Regions from separate parts of the Homo sapiens genome. Here region 2 is linked to region 1. A link is a contact called in ENCODE Hi-C or POLR2A ChIA-PET data. All regions are on one chromosome and are shown on one strand. Each heading gives the region's core, a stretch centred on a gene start or an enhancer-like site at or near the end of the contact. The rest is flanking DNA. Distances are from core to core; before and after follow the strand shown.

Evidence for each region. Hi-C counts contacts between places; a loop is a spot of excess contacts on that map. ChIA-PET counts read pairs that join two places held with the same protein, here RNA polymerase II (POLR2A). Pooled maps may share reads with other maps.
Region 2: a loop to region 1 is called in a pooled map, with 4 times the contacts of the local background. The contact joins two enhancer-like sites. A Hi-C loop is called at or near these places in 1 of 168 maps with a recorded cell type or tissue (natural killer cell), 5 of 37 single-sample maps with no recorded cell type and 5 of 50 pooled maps. POLR2A ChIA-PET finds 5 or more read pairs at or near these places in 4 of 52 experiments (H1, K562, WTC11 and 1 more).

Annotation. Positions count from the first base shown.
Region 1 is chr6:5,722,180-5,725,707 of GRCh38, reverse strand. The region is part of intron 6 of FARS2 (phenylalanyl-tRNA synthetase 2, mitochondrial); the gene reads right to left. Among named protein-coding and RNA genes, the nearest start is that of FARS2-AS1, 270 kb to the right of the region's middle. RefSeq lists an enhancer at 1,402-1,721. Within about 2 kb of position 1,632, at least 13 of the 41 ENCODE cell types and tissues checked have a DNase peak (open chromatin) inside an H3K27ac peak, as active enhancers do.
Region 2 is chr6:5,762,529-5,766,272 of GRCh38, reverse strand. The region is part of intron 6 of FARS2 (phenylalanyl-tRNA synthetase 2, mitochondrial); the gene reads right to left. Among named protein-coding and RNA genes, the nearest start is that of NRN1, 240 kb to the left of the region's middle. RefSeq lists an enhancer at 1,689-1,878. Within about 2 kb of position 1,777, at least 7 of the 41 ENCODE cell types and tissues checked have a DNase peak (open chromatin) inside an H3K27ac peak, as active enhancers do.

The sequences.
Region 1 (3,528 bases), core at 383-2,882:
AGCTTTGGCCTCTCAAAGTGCTGGGATTACAGGTGTGAGCCACCATGCCTGGCCCCAGCTAACCTTTTTAAAGCACTTTTCCACAGCTAGGCAAAGCTCCAAAAATGTCACATGCATCAACTCATTTGCTCTTTTAAGTACATACCACTATTATTTCTGTTTTACAGATGTAGAAACTGAGGCACAGGGAGGCCAGGTAACTCTTCCCACTGCCAGTGGCCAGGACTGGAGCCCGGGCAGCCAGGCTGCAGAGGCCATGCTTGGAACCATTTTAAAATAACTGCCTCAAAACTCAGACCTAACTTCCCTCCCTGCTCAAAGGTCTTCTCACCTGATGATCATCAAACGCAGTTCCAACTTCTTACTCTGGCACTTAATGCCTTGCCCAACCTGCCTCCAAAGCTCCTTTCCAATTTTCTCCCCACGGACACCTTTCACCTTCCTCCATACACCCCAGCGCCCATGTTCAAAGTCATCACGCCATCCCCAAAACAGGCTACGAATTTGGCCATCACTAACCCTCTCTTTCAACTAAAGAAAGCTGCTCAGCACTGGGGTGTCTGCTCCGCATCATCCAGAGATTTCATGGAAATCCCACGGCTTTTAAGTCAGGCCATTGCAAAATACCTTCCCTTAGACAGAAGACATAGCTGACTGTTTTCCACGTGTGGTAACACGGTAATAGCGAGAAACTTCATTTCATCTTTAGAATTTTGTGTGATTATTTGTTTAATGGCATCTGCCCCACTACGTTTTAGTCTCCTGGAAGGAAAGGTCTATGTCTGTGTCTTGTCTGCTGCCTGGCATGGTGCAGGACACAGAGTAGACCTAACATATATTCCAAAAAGGGGCAGATGTATTTCATGTTACTGTGGAGACCTGAATTAGGATTCATCTGTGGAAATTATGGGGCAGATTATGGCTCAATGTAAAGAAGAATTCCCTGATTACAAAGAGTGGTCCTGAAGTACGGTGGGCTGCTATGCACAGAGGCTGAGGGGAGGTGAGTGCAGCCAGTGTCGGGGAGGACACAGAAGCCTCAAGATCCTTCCGTGAGGGACAGTCTTAGCCTCGGCTGGCCCCCGTAGAGCACCAGGCTCAGGCTGCAGGATGCGCTGTCTCCTGCCAGGCACAGTCATGAGAGGAGTTCTCCTCCTCCCTTCTCAACTAGTGGTGGTTTCTTTTTGCGTCCTGGGGGCTCTGTTCCTTGGCTGTGGGCCACCCTGGGGACTCAGAGCTGGCTCTGGCCACCTCATGGGCACAGGCAATCCTGAGACTCAGGCCACAGTGGCACTACTATGGTCATGGATATTTCGTGATGACCACAAAGGGAAGGGATGGCTCCAGCAACGGAGTCCCCTGTCATTTCCTGTGTGCAAACATTCTGCTTACTCCTTGTCCCTGCTAGCTCCTCTTCATCCTGGAACCCAGAATCACCCAGCTCCTCTTGAATCCAGCAGGGAGGGCACCGGTGGTTGCCCTCTCAGGTCTCTGATGGCTGACAGCCCTGTGCCAACCCTTCCTTAGGAAAGGCGTCTAAGCTGTGGAAGCTGCCTAATGGCGCAGATTCTAAGCCCCATCAGAGAAGTGAAACCATGCAGTGTGGGGAAAAGGGAACTGAAATTGAAAACCCTTGCCTGGAGCGGCCTCCCGTGTAACCCACTGGGGCGGCCCTTCCTTTCCCGCCGAGCCCACTCTTTCTCTGACAGCCCCTGTGCGGTGGACAGCCCAGCGTGGCCACCGCTCTGCAGGGTGTTTCCTCTGTCTTGGGGGAGTGTGCCTGTTACTAGCTGGGCCCCTCACAACAGAGACCGCCTGCTGTGGCCGCTTCTAAAATTCATTTCAAGGCACAGTTTGGCCCAAAGCCCTGAAGCCTCTTTTCAGGAAGAAAGCAAGGAGCCTCCCAATTTCATTTTGTTTTCTTACTGCTTGTTCAAAGAACAATCATATAAGATAAAAATACCATCCCCAGGCAAAGAGAATTTAATTCAAACATTCTTGAGAACAGATTCAACAACCTTTTCCTCACACGCAAAACAAAAACAAACCTGCTTCATTCTTGGTTTTTCCCAGTTACATAAAGAAAGGAAAAATGGATCGAGAGAGGCAGTGTATACAGGAGAGAGAATCTCCACCTGTGCAGTAAACGTGACTGAGAGGCTTGTGACAGCGGTTCACAGGCATTGTCCTGTTCGATGTTCTCAACAAGCCTATGAGCGGATCCTGCAATTATTCCACATCATAGATGAAGAAGATGAAGACACTGAGGCCTGGAAGGGTCTGCAGCGTGTCCAAGGGTGCACACAAAGCCGAGTTTTGAATCCAGCAGCCTTTTCCCATGACCCATGATACTACACTTGATATTTGCAATAACTAGGGTTGAACAAGCTAGAAATCAAACGGCATGTAAATAAATGAAATATATAGATATGAGCTTTGTTTCTTTTCTACCCTTATTCTCTTTTTATATCAAACCCAGGGGCACGTACTTGGGTCTGTCATGACCCACGGCTCCCGACACACTCGCGAGTGGCCCATTCGTGGCCTGTCACCTTCACTCACTCACCCTTACTTAATAAGATCACAAACACCCACAAAACCCCACTCACCCCCAGAACCGGAACTCGGATGAGGACTTTTGTCCATCTGTGGAGTCTTCCCCAACTCATCCTCCTGCCTGCCCTCTCTCAGGGAATCACTGTTCTGAATCCTTGTTTATTGCTCCCTTGACTTCCTTTGTAGATAGCTCTGAGGTTTTAGTAAGTTGTTTATTTTATAAAATGAATACCATGCTGTATGTAATCTTTTGGGATTTTCTTTTTTACTTATATTTACAACTTCATAACTAGGGTTTAGAGTTTCAAACCCAGTCGTGGCCCCCTAGAGAAGAATGGAGGTGGAAGTGGGGTGAGGGGAGACTTCCTGAGGCTACAAGGTGGACATGACCTTTCACCTTGCTTCACACCCCTCCAAGGACATCCTCGTTGCACTCAGAATAAAATCCAGCTCTCACCTTGGTTCCTCAGGCCCGATCAGTGTAGCCCTTGACAGCCTCACTGACCTTTTCTCTCCCTGCGCTTCCCCCTCCTCACCATGCTCAGCACAGGGGTTCTTCTGCTGCCCCTGGAACATTCCCTGTGAGCTCTTGCCATCAAGCCTGGGCTGGCTATCCCAGTCGACCTGCTCTTAAGTTTCATCTTAAACGTCACTGCCTCCGCAGCCTTTCAGGGCCATCCCACCTGAGATAACCCCTCTGTCACAGCGCACTGCTTTGTTTTGGTTACAGCACCCCTGATGTATTTTGTTTATTATCTATCTTCCCCCTTTACAAGAAAAACGTCTTGTCTATGTCAAACTGTATATCTAGTGAGGAGTTTTAAAAGACTGTTCTGCAGACCTGTGGGGGTCTCCAAAACCCTTTCAGGGATTTGTAAGGTCAAAGCATTTTCATACTATTAAGACTTTATTTGCCCTTTTCGCTGTATTGCCACTTACATCTTTGGTGCAAAAGCAACAGTAGATAAAACT
Region 2 (3,744 bases), core at 528-3,027, 40 kb before region 1:
GGTTGCTACTGTCCTCCCCCAACTCACGCAGGCACACTCATCAGGACAAGAAGCCTGCCCCGAAGGACAGAACAGGCTGCACTGACTACCTGGAGTTTTAGAGGCAAACAAAAGTTCTCTTTTATGTACTTCACAGCTTCTACTCATAGGCAAAGTAAACCAGATTGCCCATTACTAAGTCTGAGAGGTCAAATCCCATTATAAGGAGTTTGAAGAGAGATTCTAAAAAAATTTTTTTGGTGCTACAATTTCATTGCATTGGGGTATTGGCTAAAATGAGTTGGTCACTGGATAGAGTTTGATTTTTTTTAAAGATTTTGGTATAGGCATCTTAGAATGTTTGAACCTCTGGGGCTTCCATTGTCACCAGTTTATTCATAGATTCCTTTAGTTATTCAACAAACAGCATGTTTCAGTCACTGAGTTGGACACAGAGAAGCACATGAAGGGGACCCAGTATCTGCCCTCAACCAGCTCACATCCGGGAGTTAGCAGCCTGCTGAGGTCCTGCAGAAACCCAGGAGCCGGCTGAGCAAAGGACTGTTCCCTAGTACGCCCATGACAGCAGGAGGGGCTGGTACTTGCTTGGCGATGAAGTCAGCCACACCGCACCCCACGTGGAACCTCATGTTCTCCCGAGATTTGCTCTTCAGTGCATAATTTCTCCCACCTCCCCGAGAACACTGACACGCGCTGTTTGTCTAGTACAGTGCGGCACTACAGGGCCCACCAGAGGGCTTCAGGTTATCCTGCCTGCTAGGAGCTTACCTCTTGAGAGGGGCAAACAGAATATAAGACAGCCCACGCTCCCTGCCATTGGCAGGTGATGAGCGATGCCATAGTACATGCTGTGCCCAGGGCCCACCTCTTCCACTCTCCCACTGCCGCCCGTCAGCTCCCCTTCTGAGAGATTCAGCCTGGCTCTTGAAACTGGAAACATGACTCAAGCTTTTCCTGAAACTTACTTTCACTTGGATCCTGGTCCCTGCTCCAGTGTGAATGCCACCTAACTTTACCATCCTGTACAAGAGTAGCTGCTTGTGTGGAAGCCGAGAGCCAGGGCCAGAGGGGCAGCCCCGTGTGGGCCAATGGGAGAGCTGGGCTGGACGGCAGAATGCAACAGCAGGGAGGGGATGGCATATTTCAATGCCGCCTCCTACCAGAGCCCCTAGACCAAAGACAAGGATGTATAGGTGCTGAGTATAGTCAGGGCTGGATCAGTGAAGCATTCTCAAAACTATAAATGTTTAAAAGGGGTCCCTCCCCAGTGATTATTTTCTTTTCCCGATCAACTTAAGTGATACAACTAACAAGTACCAAAAGCACTGCCAAGAGTGTCACTGCTCTCCAGTTCAAAGTGTGCCAAGAAGGAGATTTTCTAAAGAACTCTCAAGCCTTATTGGAAAGCTGGCACAAGGGGTCAGAGTGTTAGCGAGGGTTGGAATTCCTCTATCATACAACCACTTGGTTTACCCTGGCAACCAAACAGGCTCTGCACTCAAAATAAAACCTTTCCAGGGGATCCAGCCAAATCCCAGCTCCTGCAACATCCACAATAGTCTGCTTCTCCATCTGTGACAGAGCAGCGACTTCATGTTCTTGGATGGTGCGCTCAACACCTCCCAGAATAGATCACATATGACCAGCAGTCACTGCAGCTGCCATCTATTCATGCAGGGATTACTCAACGGGAGAGAAGATGCTGTCACGGGGCAGCTTCCATTTTCAGAGTAACAAACACTGGGTTTCCCCGGCTCACTCCTCATCTGTCTCCTGCTTGTCTGATGCAGAAGCTCAGTCTGGAGCTGCCCACGTCAGAGGCACTGTGCATGGCTGCGAGGGTCAATACGTGCAATGCTTTAGTGGGTAGGGCTGGACTCGGGCAAGAGGCACAGTAAGGCAGGAGGAGGAGGAGGAAGTGAGGACAGGTTCCATGGCCTCTCCTGAAAATATAGAAGTGAATGGGCATGGTGGAGTGGAGAACCAGACTTTGCAGCTAGAGAAACTTGGTTCTAATTCCTGCTCTGCCCTTTGCTAGCTGTGCGACTCTGGGCAGCTTACATCACCCTTCTCGCCTCAATAACTCCATCTGCAGAGTGAGGCGAACAAAACTTGCTTTCCAGGGTTTGTGAGGACTGAATGAGGGGGCGTGTAGAGTGTTAATACAGAGCCAGCCACCCAGAGTAGGCGCTCCATACCTACGCATCCGCCCCATCTTCCTCCTTTACTCCTGTGGCTTATTGGAGAGTGTAATGAGGCTGTGGGGGTGAGGGACTTGTATTTCCTGTGTTTCTTTTACCCTCCTCAGAGTTTGGACTCTGACTTTGGACTGAGGATGGGAAGAGATTCCTTCCCCTGGAGCACGGATGCATTAGTTAGCTTTGGCTGCAACAGTGAAGTGAGGAGTGGAAGTCAGATTGGGCAGGATTTAAATAAGTGGTCTGGAAACTAAGTAAATCATTTTCCCCCTTTACCTTCTCTATGTTAAAAAAAAAAAAAAAAAACCAAAAGGGAAGAGAAGATGAAATTCTGATCATGAGACTTAGGGTCTCATGACTCTATACGGTTTTCCTAATGAACTGCTCTGGGCTTAATGCAAGAAGAGGACACAGGCCTGGAGGCAGGAGGCCTGGGTGCCAGCCCAAGCTCCTGTGATGACTGTGTGAATCTGGGCGAGTCATTTAACCTCTACTGGCCTCATTTTTGCCCCCAGTGACAGGAGTGGAATAAATGTGCTCTGAGGCTCCTTCTGGCTCTAGAATCCTAGGAGTCACCTCAGAAGACAGAAGAGATCCTTTTATTTATTTATTTATTTGAGACATGGTCTTGCTCTGTCACCCAGGCTGGAGTGCAGTGGCAGTGGCACAATGATGGCTCACTGCAGCCTCGACCTTCTGGGCTCAAGCAATCCTTCCACCTCAGCCTCCTGAAAAGCTGGGACCACAGGCATGCACCACCACATCTAGTTAATTTTTTGATTTCATGTAGAGACAGGGTCTCGCTATGTTGCCCAGGCCAATCTCAAACTCCTAGGCTCAAGCAATCCTCCAGCATTCCCAGAGCCTGCACAGGAAGAAAGGGCAAGGCTAGGATGGGCCCATGATATGAGCGATGGGAGCCGGAGGGAAGCACGCTGGCCTAATGAGGGCAAAGTGCAGCGTGGCAGGGCCCACTGAGAAAGCCATCGTGCAGATGATGGGGCTCCATCAGTTAACAATGCTCTGGACACTTCTTCGCCCCCTCCATCTATTCCCTTTGTTATTTCGCAAATACCATACACGCACTCCCCAGAGGAGGAGAGGAGGTTCTCCTCCTCGTTCTCACAACGGTCTGTCCTGGGCCTGACGCTCCTGTGGGGCCATTCTGAGCGGTGCCTCCCCCAGCTCCCAGCCAGTGAACACCAGTGTTGCCGCTCCCTGCTGCTGCTGTGCCTGTGATTTCCTCCCAGAGGGATTTCTGTTCCTCAGAGTCAGTCACAAGAAACCAGTCCAGATGGTTCCTCTGACAGTTACTGCCTTGGGAAAGACAACTCCAATCCAGGCCTTGATGGAGGCAGGGCCAGAGGCAGAGAGAGAGAGGGCCTCCCCCGCCGGGCCCAGCTCCTAGCCAGCACACGTCGGCAACGTAAGAGTTCCTTAGAGACACGTGTTTTGCAGGCAAGAAATGCTTTTTAACATCAAATACTCGCCAAGTCCTCAGGGATGTTTCAAAACACCCCCAGGTTTTTATTCCCATCACTCCCTG